3 separate regions of the Homo sapiens genome follow, and regions 2 and 3 are each linked to region 1. A link is a contact called in ENCODE Hi-C or POLR2A ChIA-PET data. All regions are on one chromosome and are shown on one strand. Each heading gives the region's core, a stretch centred on a gene start or an enhancer-like site at or near the end of the contact. The rest is flanking DNA. Distances are from core to core; before and after follow the strand shown. Region 1 overlaps UGGT2 (UDP-glucose glycoprotein glucosyltransferase 2). Region 2 holds the start of CLDN10 (claudin 10). Region 3 overlaps LOC124903193 (a long non-coding RNA gene).

The links. A loop is a pair of places that touch in the nucleus more often than their neighbours do. ChIA-PET counts read pairs that join two places held with the same protein, here RNA polymerase II (POLR2A). Pooled maps may share reads with other maps.
Region 2: a loop to region 1 is called in a pooled map, with 4 times the contacts of the local background. The contact joins the promoter of CLDN10 here to the enhancer-like site in region 1. A Hi-C loop is called at or near these places in 2 of 168 maps with a recorded cell type or tissue (head of caudate nucleus and heart right ventricle), 2 of 37 single-sample maps with no recorded cell type and 3 of 50 pooled maps.
Region 3: a loop to region 1 is called in a map of endothelial cell of umbilical vein, with 11 times the contacts of the local background. The contact joins two enhancer-like sites. A Hi-C loop is called at or near these places in 2 of 168 maps with a recorded cell type or tissue (endothelial cell of umbilical vein and heart left ventricle) and 7 of 50 pooled maps. POLR2A ChIA-PET finds 5 or more read pairs at or near these places in 1 of 52 experiments (GM12878).

The regions. Positions count from the first base shown.
Region 1 is chr13:95,831,824-95,836,147 of GRCh38, forward strand. It overlaps UGGT2 (UDP-glucose glycoprotein glucosyltransferase 2), which reads right to left. Exons shown (of 39, transcript NM_020121.4): 38 at 1,104-1,230. Among named protein-coding and RNA genes, the nearest start is that of DNAJC3, 160 kb to the left of the region's middle. Within about 2 kb of position 2,053, at least 2 of the 41 ENCODE cell types and tissues checked have a DNase peak (open chromatin) inside an H3K27ac peak, as active enhancers do.
Region 2 is chr13:95,549,902-95,554,239 of GRCh38, forward strand. CLDN10 (claudin 10) reads left to right here and starts at 2,819. Exons shown (of 5, transcript NM_006984.5): 1 at 2,819-3,072. The coding sequence starts at 2,853.
Region 3 is chr13:95,378,950-95,383,369 of GRCh38, forward strand. The region is part of intron 1 of LOC124903193 (a long non-coding RNA gene); the gene reads right to left. Among named protein-coding and RNA genes, the nearest start is that of ABCC4, 80 kb to the left of the region's middle. RefSeq lists a silencer at 1,774-1,823 and an enhancer at 2,104-2,153. Within about 2 kb of position 1,907, at least 3 of the 41 ENCODE cell types and tissues checked have a DNase peak (open chromatin) inside an H3K27ac peak, as active enhancers do.

The DNA.
Region 1 (4,324 bases), core at 803-3,302:
AATTTTCCTTTCTTCCTTCTTCCTGCTTTCTTTCCTTCTCTCCCTCCTCCCTTTGTCATCCTACTTCTCTCCCTTTAAAAAAAGTCATATCATACCACTTACAGAATATTTTCTTATGAATTGAAATAGTATCTTTATCTATACTAAATTATTATACATACATGGGTGTGTATAATGAACTTTTTGAACACACCAAGAAAACTTTTTTTTTTTAAAGGAAAACTTTTTTTTTTTTTTAAAGTCAAGATGAAACAATTTCACGTTTATATGAGACAGTTTATACATAATCATTTCGGCTTCCCTAAACAGTAAAGCTGAGGAAAATGAGAACTGTATTCTGAACCACTGGGAAGAATTATTGAGAGTATTAGCCAATATAATCTAGTGAAAGTCTCTAACACACTGACCCGAACACAATAGGAGTTCAGGGGGTTTTTTAAGAAAGAGTGAAGAATAGGGAGACACAGGCAGCACTGACAGGGAAAGAGAATTACAGGACAATCAAGAAGTTTGTATCAGCTTTAAAAAATAAATTCAGCACATTTGTTGAACACTTATGTAGGGCAATGAAATGCCAAGGTAGCCACAGTTTTTTTCATAAAAGGAATTGAAGCAAATCTAATCCAAGTCATTCTCCAGCCCATGATTAAACATACTAGAACCACAAACACGTGGGGAAACCTCTGTTATATATGAGATTAATTTTGGAGATAGGAAATGATATTTTTAGTTAGCTATGTAAAGCTTTTATTAATTTTTAGGACTTGCTCAAATTTTCACATTTAGGAAATTCAGTGCAATCTTAAAGACAAACACTCCTTTTACTTTTATTTTTCACCTCTATGTTGTGTCAGGAGACTAATGTTACACTATCTATCCATATAGAGTTATGAGCTGAAGCTGTATCCATGGGGAAACAGATTATCTATGTTTTAAACTTGTAAGCTTAGTCTACACAAAAATACACCTTTAAATTATGCCACAGACTTTCTTAAAGAAATTCTTAATCATTTTATAAATTCACTAAGAAATGAGTCTGTAGTCTATTCTAATCTCATTAATGCAACGCATGTTTCAGACATCACAACACGTTGATGACTTACTTGTATCTTGCTTCTTGTTTTCAAGATGATCTAATAGTTGTCTTATCTCAGCATCATACTCCACCCATTCTGGGACAATTCTGGCAGCAGCTTTTAGTTTGGATTCTTTTGTTTTGGGATTATTGCACTAAAAGTTTAAGTAAATTTTGTTAATGAAAGACCATGCTCCTGGAAACATAAGGACAATGCTGTGTCACTAGGGCAAACAAAATACATTTTATAAAAAGCAGAGTCCTACTAAGTACTGGAAGTTTAATACACACAGGATCAGGTGAAATGATATATCACAACTTATGTATGTAATAATTGCTTAATACAAATACCTCAATCAGAAATTTAAATAAAAATTGTTGAAAGACATTCTGATGACTCATAAGTCTGTCAAAAAAAAATTATGTAAAACTTTTTGACAAAAGATCTAATTACATTACCACTATGTAGAAGAACATAGCAGACTAGTGTGCTTTGTAGGCACAGTAGAAAAACATGGAAATGGCATCTCGGTTCTCAGGGTTCCAACTCCATATTTACTAGTAGTAGGATGTGTATGTATCACATAATTATGTGTGTGTGTAGGGTGTGTAGCTTAATTTATTCAACTGCAAAAGAAATTAAAATAGGAAAATCTCTAAGGTTCCATCAATACACAATCAGTTTAAACTATTGAGTACTACTATAGAGTTTCTTGGGAAATTAAAGTTAAAAGCAAAAATTATAGAAGGTTGATAAGAGTCTGACACACTATGTATCTGAAGGTACAGCTGAAAGGATCTGCTGATATATTGGACGTGAGCTGTAAGTAAAGAGAGGCATCAAAGAAAGACAAAGCCACCAGTACCTTTGGCTTGAGCAATATAAAAAATGGATTTGCCATTTACTGAGACAGAAGACAATGGGAGCAGTATAAACTTCATCAAGTAATAAAGGAAGCCCATTCACTATTTACAAAGAATTAAGGCAGGAAGCAACTTGAAGCTCACTTCTGGTGACATTTTCTCCACTTGCTTTCCTCTTATTTCTTAGGGGAAAGCTATTAGTCATGAGCCGTGAGCCTGTTGTCTTAACCCTTTCCTCACCAAATATTTTCAGTTGATTCATTATGGATTTCTTTTCCATAGTGACATATTCCTGAGGTAAGTGGACAACACAATTTTCCTTGCAGAAATTAACTTTATAGGCAATGTCTTCTATATAGTGAAGATAATGGGACTAATTCTTTTTTTAATTCTGTCATACTATTAAAAAAATAAAAATATTATGTTTTGTTTAGCTATTTGTACTACATTGGGTTTGTGTGTGTGTGTGTGTGTATGTGTGTGCTCATGCATACACTCTATAAGCTTTATTAGTGTTTCTTAACTGGGTAATCATGCCCCTCGGGGAGCTTTGGCAAAGTCTGGAGAAAATGTGTGATGGCCGGGGAGTGGTGGGGTGCTACTGCCATCTAGTGGACAGAGGCCAGAAATGCTGCTGAATACCCAACAATGCACAGGAAAACCCCTGTAACAAAGAATTCTCCACTCCTCAATGCCAATAGTACTGAGGCTGAAAAACTCTGAGATGGAAAGTTGAGAGAGTATAATGACATTCATAAACATTTTCATTCCCACCTTCAATATTATTAGTCATGCTCTTTTCTTCTGTTAGGCCATTTCCTTGGGAATTTTCTGCATTCTCTTTTCTCCTCCATGAAGAATAGCATGTTCTCTCATTCTACTCTTAGTGTTTCTATGAGGGAGACGGGCTGAACACCAAAATTTGTGCCACTTCTCCTTTTCCTGGGTATTGGTATTGCTATTGCTAGGAAGTAGCTGTCCATCCAGGAATGCCATTTCTCAGCTCCTGTTACATCTAGATATGGCCACGTGACCAACTCCCACCAAGGGGCCATGCCTTTAGGATTCAAGATATATGTTCTCCACACTTTTTTTCCCCTTCCCTCCAGATTGGTACTATCCAATACAAATGCAATGAAAACCATACACATAATTTGTGGGTTTTTTCACTAGAAAAATACTAAATTTTTCTAGTAGCCATGTATAAAAATGTAAGAGGAATAGGTGAAATAAATTTTAATACTATATTTTATTCAACCCAATATATCCAAAATACTAAGTCAACATGTAATCAATACAAAAATTAGTAATGAGATATATGTTATTTTCATTGTATTGAGTATTCAAAATCTGGTGTGTACTTTATACCTTACAGCACATCTCAATTCAGAATAGCAACATGTTAAGGGCTCAACAGCCACATAAGGCAAGTGGCTACTGCACTGGAAGAAGCAGTTACAGGTGGACAAAAAGTACTCCCTGAGACATGGCACACAGGAGGGCTACTCAATGACGGAGATATCCACTTAGGTCTGCTGCTGGAATGAGTATGAAGCCACTGAATTTTGGGGGTTTGTTATGGTAGCTCATGTTAGTCTAAGTACTAAAGATCCCAAAATGACCTACACCACTACTGTATGAGCCACAACAGAACCCTAACAACATATTAGTAGTTGTGTTCAATAATGTTCTTGGCCTCTCTTTATGAAATTCCCTTGCTTACCTCTTAAAAATGCCTTTTTATTTGTTTCTGCTATATTCTACCAACTATGATTACATTCTAACATGCTGGCATGCTATTTTTAAAATATGTATTTCTATACATGTCTGAAAAAGTTCCTATATTTTGTTTTCCTGCTCTTTTTTGTTCAAAATTGTGTGAATTCTAACATTTTAATAGCTTATTCGTCAGTGAAGATCTTGTAAACAATTTTCTACACTTAGCACATTAAAAACAATATACTAGGAAAAAAACTTATTATACCTACTAAAGACAAGGTAGTAGTGGAATATAAAATCTAAATGGACAACAAATAAATTACTTTGAAATATTTTATGTTTAGGAGAGTTAAACTGCACAGCATAAACTGCTTTAAATGAAAATCTAGGAAAAATAATCTCTTAAAAATAAGTAAGAAAAAAGCATGTATGATATATTTTAAGTAGACAAAATTGTCTTGTTTGCCTTTATTTGGGGGAAAATATTGGCAGGATAACTAAACTGAAGACATGTCAAGATGATAGCTAATCCACAAACATTTTCAGCTAGCTCTCAGCCCTTTTTTTTTGTTTGTTTGTTTTTTTGAAATGGAGTTTTGCTCTTGTCTCCAGGCTGGAGTGTAGTGGCGCCATCTCCGCTCTCTGCAACCTCTGCCTCCCAGGTTC
Region 2 (4,338 bases), core at 1,569-4,068, 280 kb before region 1:
CAGTAATAGAATATTTCTTTTTTCAAAGTATTCAACAATGAGTTTAATATTCTTTCTTCCTGTGATGCATACCACCATCCGTTATGCTAAATTAACTGTTTATACACACATACACAGAGCTCAACTGGTCAGAGCTGTGGTTCTCAGCCTGAGTCCACATTAGAAGTTTTGGAAATACTGCTACCAAGGCCACCCCCAGAGATTCTGGCTTCACTGGTGTGGCGATGCGGCAGAGAGAAGAGTGTTCCAAGCAGGAATTCAGAATTTGTTTCTTCCGGATGCTATGTTGCAACGGTAATCTGGGCTTATGGATTTTTGAAGTATAATGGGTAGAGCTACATTATGTGTTAAATAAACTTTGCAGACTGGTTTAAAACACCAAACCATTCTTCAAAGTTCTTTCTTTAAAACAAACAATGTGCCTTTGGATCCAAACAGTGGACTTCATAGCAACTAGGTGATAAATTAGGAAGTGCTTGAGTCTTAAAGGTCACAGCACTACACTTGTTTTGTGGCAAAAGTAAGTCAGGGTTTTGTCTAGTAAAAACAAAGAAATAATCAATTTAGTGAGTATCTACCATAGGCGAGCCACGGTAAACAAAGGGACTATCGAACAAGGCCAGGAAATAAAGTATTAAATTTGTGTAATTTGTAATTTTAGAAAAATCAGTAAGAAATGTTATGGTTAGTGGGTTTTGTGTTTTTCAAATAGTAATTGGATCAGAAATAGGCAGATTATTCAGGAAGGAATATGGCATAGAAATAATAGTGGAAATATGCTGGAGGGCAAAAAAACAGATGATAAAACACTTTAAAAAGGCAAGCCATACAAAAGAATAGAGGATGCTTTGTAGTCATTGCTCAAAGGTGACTGATTTGCATAGCAAGGAGAATGAGAAGGAAGAGGTTAGGAAGATACTTTTTTTTTTTTTTTTTTTTTTTTTTGTATTTTTAGTAGAGACGGGATTTCACCGTGTTAGCCAGGATAGTCTCGATCTCCTGACTTCATGATCCGCCCGCCTCGGCCTCCCAAAGTGCTGGGATTACAGGTGTGAGCCACTGCGCCCAGCCAGGGAGATACTTCTTAAACTCAGTTTTTAAGTTTAGTTTACCAGTGAACCTAACATGATACATCAGGACAAGCTGGGGTTCAGAGCAGAACAGTAGGGTAACCATGTCTGCATTGTCACCCTTGTACCCATTCACGAAAGCCATGGGACCATTAAGCACAGAGAAGCCCACTACCTGCCAGCCGCTGCACGGCTGCAACAAGAGTAGGACTTACTTCGTGTTCTCAGAGCACAGATTACAACATTCGGGTAGACATTGAAGAGAGACAGATTTGGGGCTCAATAGGAAGAAAAGCTTTTTTAAAGGGCTGTCAAAACAACATGAAGAAAAACAGAATAGATACGTTGCCATGCACTGAACTGCTGGTCCTGAAGGGTGGAGCATGGGCTAAACATTATCTCTAGAAATAGACAGGAACATTGTTTTGAGTGTGGAGCGTGTCCTGCTGGTCTACAGTGATTCTTCCAATCTAAGTTTTGATGATTCTATGTCCAGCTTCCTCTCTTCTCCAGTCACCTTGTCGCCTCTAATTTCACTGGGCACCCATTTGGTTAAAAAAAAAAAGTGACAAAGGGAAATTAAGAAATTCTTCACATTGAACCAGAGTGTTTCTGCCTAAAGATAGTGACACAGAGGGTTAGCACGAGATTTATCACAGCAGACTGATTGATAGGTTTTAGACCTTTCCTTACTTTTGGCAACAAGTGAAACCTGGAAGCTCATAACAAAACTGCAAGAACCTTTAAGTGGACAAATAATAACCCGTGTCCTTGTTCTCTCATTTATGCCCAGATTTGTGGCCTCAGGAGCCAGAAGTACACCTTGATCTTTATGTTTACCTTGAGACAGCAATGAAGGGATGAAGGAATGAATGAGTTTATATTTCAATTAGGCGTGAGAGATGGAGGTGGTTTAAAAAAAAATAAAAGACAAGATAGCAGTTTTGACTGGGATAACAGCATCCTTTCATAGAATAGCCTCTAGACCTGGAAGCTGGAAGGGACCTACAGGGAAAATGTGTTGAACAAATGCCCTCTGCGTAGTGCATTAGTATGAGTACACCAGCAAGATCAAGATCGTCAGGATGCCCCATCTGCTGCTATCTTGACTTTAGGCCTGTGCCACGCACCGTTTTGCCATGACTTTCCGCATAGCACCAGGCCAAAAAGAACTGCAGAGTTTTGAGGGCAAGGCCGGTTTCCAGCCCAGAATCTGCAATGATCCCTCCTTGACAAGTCAAACAGAGTCACCCAAACAAGCGTGGCACGCAAACCTTTAGAGTTCAGCAAACCGAGGGCTGAGTTACCAAACCGTGTCCTTTCAGGGCATGCAAAAGGCTTTTCCTGCTCTGCTTCTACAAGGTAGTCAGGAAGCCAAGCTATTTGCCTTGGGTAGGGCTGGGTGGGGGTGGTGAGGTGGGGGCGCAGCAGGTTGTCCACACCCGGTTGCCAGTCTGAACCTGAGCCGCTCCAACAAGCGAGCCCTTCTCCGCGGCCCTTTGGCTCAGGGGAGCGCAGGCCGGCCTTCCTCCCGCACGCGGGCGCGGGCCAGCTGCAGATGGAGAACCCGGGGGGCGACCGCGAGCCCTCTGAGGCCCCTCAAGGGACAGGGCATGGGTGTGAGGGGTCGCGTGCGCCCCCTGGCGCCGGGTCCGCTGGGCGGGGTGGTGGGCGGGGACGGTGGGCGGAGGCGGAGGCGGGAGGCGGAGCCCCGGGGTTGGGAGTGCGGGGGTCGCGGCGCAGAGTGGGAGCCGGAGAGCGAGCGCGGCTGCAGCCGGCGGCATGGCTAGCACGGCTTCGGAGATCATCGCCTTCATGGTCTCCATCTCAGGCTGGGTACTGGTGTCCTCCACGCTGCCCACCGACTACTGGAAGGTGTCTACCATCGACGGCACGGTCATCACAACCGCCACCTATTGGGCCAACCTGTGGAAGGCGTGCGTTACCGACTCCACGGGCGTCTCCAACTGCAAGGACTTCCCCTCCATGCTGGCGCTGGACGGTCTGCATCCCCGCGGCCCCCGCCCTCAGCCCTCCTTCCTTGATGGCCAGCCCGCTAGGCGCCCTCTCGCCCCCAATACCCCCAGCGGGACCCCTAGACTGGACTCCTCTGAGGCCCGACCCGTCTCTCCCAACAGGGCCTTAGGGAGCCAGGGACGCTCCTGGTGCCCGCCCTCTCCTGATGGCTGTCTCGCGGGGCGCCTGTTCGAGCCTGGGACCCCGGGAGGGGGGACACGCAGACAGGCCCGGGTTGGTGACTCCCAGGCGTCGGGGGATGGGGAAGCTTTGCGGTCCTGAGAGTCAAGGAAGCGGCTGCCCTCCCCCACCCCCCATATCTTGGGGACCGCTGGGACCCAGAGTTCATGCTGCAGGGGCTTGTCTCCTCCACCTCCCTCCCCTACGTTCCCCGAAGGCTGGGTTCTGATAAAAATGGTGTCATTGCAAGCCAAATCCGTTTGTCCTGACCTCCCTTGAGCCATTTCGTTGGTTCTTTTAAAAGTAGGCGGGGGTGGGGGTTGAGAGGTTGGAAGCGGGAAAACATATTGCAGAATTTGTTGTTGTTATTGTTTCCCTTTAAAGAGCTTCTACAAACTTGTCTGCCTAGGCAACACTACAAACACTTCCTCCGAGTTTTAGGAAAATAATAGCCCTTGCGGTGCCGCGATGAGTCCGCAGAGGGTAGGGAATCTTGGGCCGTGAGAGCGTGGCGCCGGGAGCTGACCAGTTCTGCATCCGAGTCCCCGGTGCCTGCTGCTGTCCTGGGTTGTTCCTTTGTGGAGGTTCACCTGCGTTGCTCTGGTTAGTCAGGCCTTATGCTGGTAGCAGCTGGTGGATATTCACACAGAACTCTGGCTCTGTTGAGTTTCAAGACAACAGCCGATGTCAGCCCGGTCCCATTGATTGCTCAAGTTCTAGGCCCGTTGCTTCCAGGATTTTACAGCAAACGAATCCTGGCAGAAACTTAAGAGGAGTTATTTACATTACATATTTCTAGATTTGAGGTGTTTTTTTCTTTTATTACCGCACTTGCAGGTTTTGTTTACATAGCTGGGTAAATGAAAGAAAATAGTTGATTCCTCTAAGATGGGGTTTGCCACGAAGAGCAAACTGTTGCTCAACGTGGTATTTGATGGAACCTCCGTATAAGGAATACGCATCTAGTTTTAGAAGGGTGGCGCCCGGGTCCGTGTCCTGTTCGGTAAAATAAGCAGCCGGAACAGTGTTTATTCCCCAGCATTACCGTTGAATTTCCTGTGGTTTGTAGAGC
Region 3 (4,420 bases), core at 657-3,156, 450 kb before region 1:
CAGTAGCAGCTGCCTGCAGGGTGACACCACCCTTCCCCATTTGTTCCTATAGGTCTCCTAACCCTTTTTGTAACCAATTCCCTGTTTCAAGTGCTCCTATGCTTGAAAGGCATGTGTGTCAGGCACCAAAGGCTGGATGAGACAAAAAGAGCAGGAGTAATTTATATGAAAGAGCTTGACTCAGTGGGCCTCCAGTATAGGAGGCAAGTTGTTGAAGGTGTCAAGTCCAAGTACAAATACAGTCACACCACTTTCGTTTTTCCATCAAAACACTACTCCGTTAACCAGAATGGAGTACCCACCTATTCCATTAACCAGAAGTCCAGTGTGCCCTGCTCTTCTTGGAATAACTTCACACACACTCTCCTACCAGCCTGCTGCAGTGTTTAAGAAACCTGGGATTTTAATATTATTCAGTGCAGAAGAATGGTTTTTGAAATACATATCGTCAGGTTTTTCTGGACTGGATACTAACTGATACAGTGTTTGGTACCAGAATGGTATAAAAAGAAATGACCGGCCGGGCACGGTGACTCATGCTTGTAATCCCAGCACTTTGGGAGGCCGAGGCAGGTGGATCACCTGAGGTCAGGAGTTCGAGACCACCCTGGCCAACATGGTGAAACCCCATCTCTACTAAAAAATACAAAAATTAGCCAGGCTTGGTGATATGCCCCTGTAGTCCCAGCTACTCGGGAGGCAGAGGCAGAAGAGTCTCTTGAACCCGGGAGGCAGAGGCTGCAGTGAGCTAAGATTGCATGACTGCACTCCAGTCTGGGCAACAGAGAGAAACTCCATCTCAAAAAAAATAATAATAATAGTAATAATTTGTTCGGCCAGGTGCAGTGGCTCACACTTGTAATCCTGGCATTTTGGGAAGCCGAGACAGGCAGATGACAAGGTCAGGAGTTCGAGACCTGCCTGGCCAATATGGTGAAACCCCGTCTCTACAAAAAATACAAATTAGCCGGGTGTGGTGGCAGGCACCTGTAGTCCCAGCTACTCGGGAGGCTGAGGCAGGAGAGTCGCTTGAACCTGGGAGGCGGAGGTTGCAGTGAGCCGAGATGGTGCCATTGCACTCCAGCCTGGGTGACAGTGCGAGATTCCACCTCAAAAACAAACAAACAAACAAACTCTGGTTTCTGGTAGCCATAGGACTAATAAAGACCCAAGTTTTGGTGGTTTGGGTTGCAGAATTAATTTTTTTAAATTTTTATTTATTTATTTATTTTTGAGACAGAGTCTCATTCTGTCGCCCAGGCTGGAGTGTAATGGCACAATCTGGGCTCACTGCAACCTCTGCCTCCTGGGTTCCTGCCTCAGCTTCCTGAGTAGCTGGGATTACAGGCACGTGCCACCACACCCAGCTAATTTTTGTAGTTTTAATAGAGATGGGGTTTCGCATGTTAGCTAGGCTGGTCTCAAACTCCTGACCTCAGGTGATCCACCTTCCTCGGCCTCCCAAAAGTGCTGGGATTACAAGCGTGAGCCGCTGTGCCTGGCCGAGGTTGCAGAATTATGATAAACTGATTTAGAAGCTGATGCAGGACAAGGAACCCCCAAAACTGGGGCTTAGCCTAGGAATGTTCTTGGCTTCCTCCAGGAAAGAATTCAAGGGCAAGCCGGTAGTATCAGATGACAATCTTTTATTGAATGGTCTTGTTCCTTGTGGAGCAGGGATAACTCATGGGCAGTGTCCCCAGCCTCTGCAGAGTACGGGCTGTTGGGAACTATATTTATGCCCACTTTCGACTATATGCAAATTAAGGAGTGGGTTAATGCAAATTGAGGAGAGCGTTGTTTAGAACTTTCTAGGAAAAGGGCGGTAACTTTTGGGTCCTTGCCCTGGCATTTGTAAGCTGTCATGGGCTGATGGGAGTGTCTTAACGCTAATGAGCAGCGAGGGCAGCCAGAGGTTTCCTTTGGTGCCACCTGCTGGTTCCTGCCAGCTTCTCCCTTTTTTCTCATGTGGAAACTGGGGCATAAATTGAGAACTGAGACCTTGAGAAATTTTTTTTTTTTTGAGACAGAGTCTCGCTCTTTCAGGCTGGAGTGCAGTGGCGAGATCTCAGCTCACTGCAACCTCCGTCTCCCTGGTTCAAGTGATTCTCTTGTCTCAACCTTCCAAGTAACTGGGATTACAGGCGAGGGCCACCACGCCCAGCTAATTTTTGTATTTTTAGTAGACTTTACCAGCTTGGTCAGGCTGGTCTCAAACTCCTGACCTCAAATGATCCACCCGCCTCGGCCTCCCAAAGTGCTGGGATTACAGACGTGAGCCACAGCGCCTGGCCAATTTTTTTTTTTTAACATTTTTTCCTTTTTTTTTTTTTTTTGTAGAGACAGTCTCCCTGTGTTACCCAAGCTGGTCTCTAGAACTCCTAGGCTTAAGCGATTCTCCCACCTCCGCCTCTCAAAGTGTTGAGATTACAAGTGTGAGCCACTGCAGCTGGCTGAGAATTGGGGATATTTGTGTGGATTTGGAAGAATATAAAAATCTTGAGAAACACCAAAGGCCCTGAATACCCATTGCAAGTGGAATCACGCTTCTCTCCCATTTCTGAGAAGACTAGGCTCCTTTTCCAGGGTGAAAACACCCCGTTAGTTGGAGTCTGTTCTATGTGATGGGGCATGTGCTTTGAACCAGCAATCAAAATAATATTTCTCTCATAGTCAGAATACAGGTCCAGGAATCAAGTGGTACAAGTTGGAATAGCTCCTCTCACTGTTAAATTTAGTAGTCCTAAGTTTTGCTTCCTGCTCCTGAATATTTTTGTGTTTTTTTACATCTTTTTTTTTCTTTTTTTGAGACAAGGTCTCACTTTATCTCCCAGGCTGGAGTGCAGTGGCACAATCTTGGCTCACTACAGACTCAAATTTCTGGGCTCAGATGATCCTCCCACCTCAGCCTCCCAAGTAGCTGGGACTCTACAGGCACACATCATCATACCCAGCTAATTTTTTAATTTTTTGTAGAGACAAGGTCTCGCCATGTTGCTTACGTTAGTCTCAAACTCCTGGACTCAAGCAATCCTCCTGCCTTGACCTCCCAAAGTGTTAGGATTACAGGTGAAGGCCACTGTGCCTGGCCTTACGGGTCATTCTTTATTTCCAAGAGAAGAATGCTTCCACCAAGGGACACATTATTGGTTCCAAGTGAACCAACTATTTGGGACTCTTTATGTCACTGAACCAATATGCAAAGAAAGAGGCAAATTACTGACTGGAGTAATTAATTCCAATTACAAGAAGACGTAGAGTTGTTACTACATAGTGGAGCAGGGAAGACTAAGTCCAAAAACCTCTCTGAATGATTTTTTTTTTGAGACAGAGTCTCAAAAAAAAATTGAGCAATCTTGGCTCACTGCAACCTCCATCTCCCAGGTTCAAGTGATTCTCCTGCTTTAGACTCCTGAGTAGCTGGGATTATAAGTGTGCGCCACCATGCCCAGATAATTTTTGTATTTTTAGTAGAGACAGGGTTTCACCGTCTTGGTCAGGCTGGTCTCAAACTCCTGACCTCAGGTGATCCACCTGCCTCAGCCTCCCAAAGTACTGGGATTACAGGCATGAGCCACCGTGCCTGCCCTCTGAATGATTCTTAATACCTCCAAGTCCAGTAGTAACAGTTAAAAGAATTATTGCATCAACTCAATGAAGCCTGAGTGACTAGGATTCTGATTCATCAAGAATGAAGGTTTATGTCACACCATAAGGTAAAGAATCCCAGCTAGCTGTGTTCCTTGCTGTGGTCAAAGAGAAGACAAAATTGGTAGTTGAAAAAATTATAAATATCAACTAAAGCCTTATGCTCAGTTACAAAAATGAGGACTGTAGCAGCTATGCATATTTTCTACTTTGCTTGTTATACACTTATTATTTATATAAGAATTATTGATGGAGTTTAAGTTTATAATCTATTCTTTAGGTAAAAGAATATTCCAGGCTGGGCGTTGTGGGTCATGCCTGTAATCTCAGCACTTTGGGAGGCCAAGGAGCCCGCATCACTTGAGTCCAAGAGTTTGAAACCAGCTTGGCCAATATGGTGAAACCCCATCTCTACTAAAAACACAAAAATTAGTCAGGCGTGGTGTCACATGCCTGTAGTCTCAGCTACTCAGGGAGGATGAGGTGGGAGGATTGGCTGAGCCCGGGAGGCAGAGGCTACAGTGGGCCAAGATTGTGCCACCGTACTCTAGCCTGGGTGACAGAGTGAGACTCTGTCTTAAAAACAAAACAAAACAAAACAAAAAACAAAAGAATATTCCAGTGGGATGATGACTGAACTAGAAAATAATTAACATAAACTAGAGACAGACTGAGTTATTGTTTAATGGGTACAGAGTTTCAGTTGGGGAAAATAAAAAAGTTCTGGAGATGGATGGTGGTGATGGTTGTATAACAATGTGAATGTACTTAA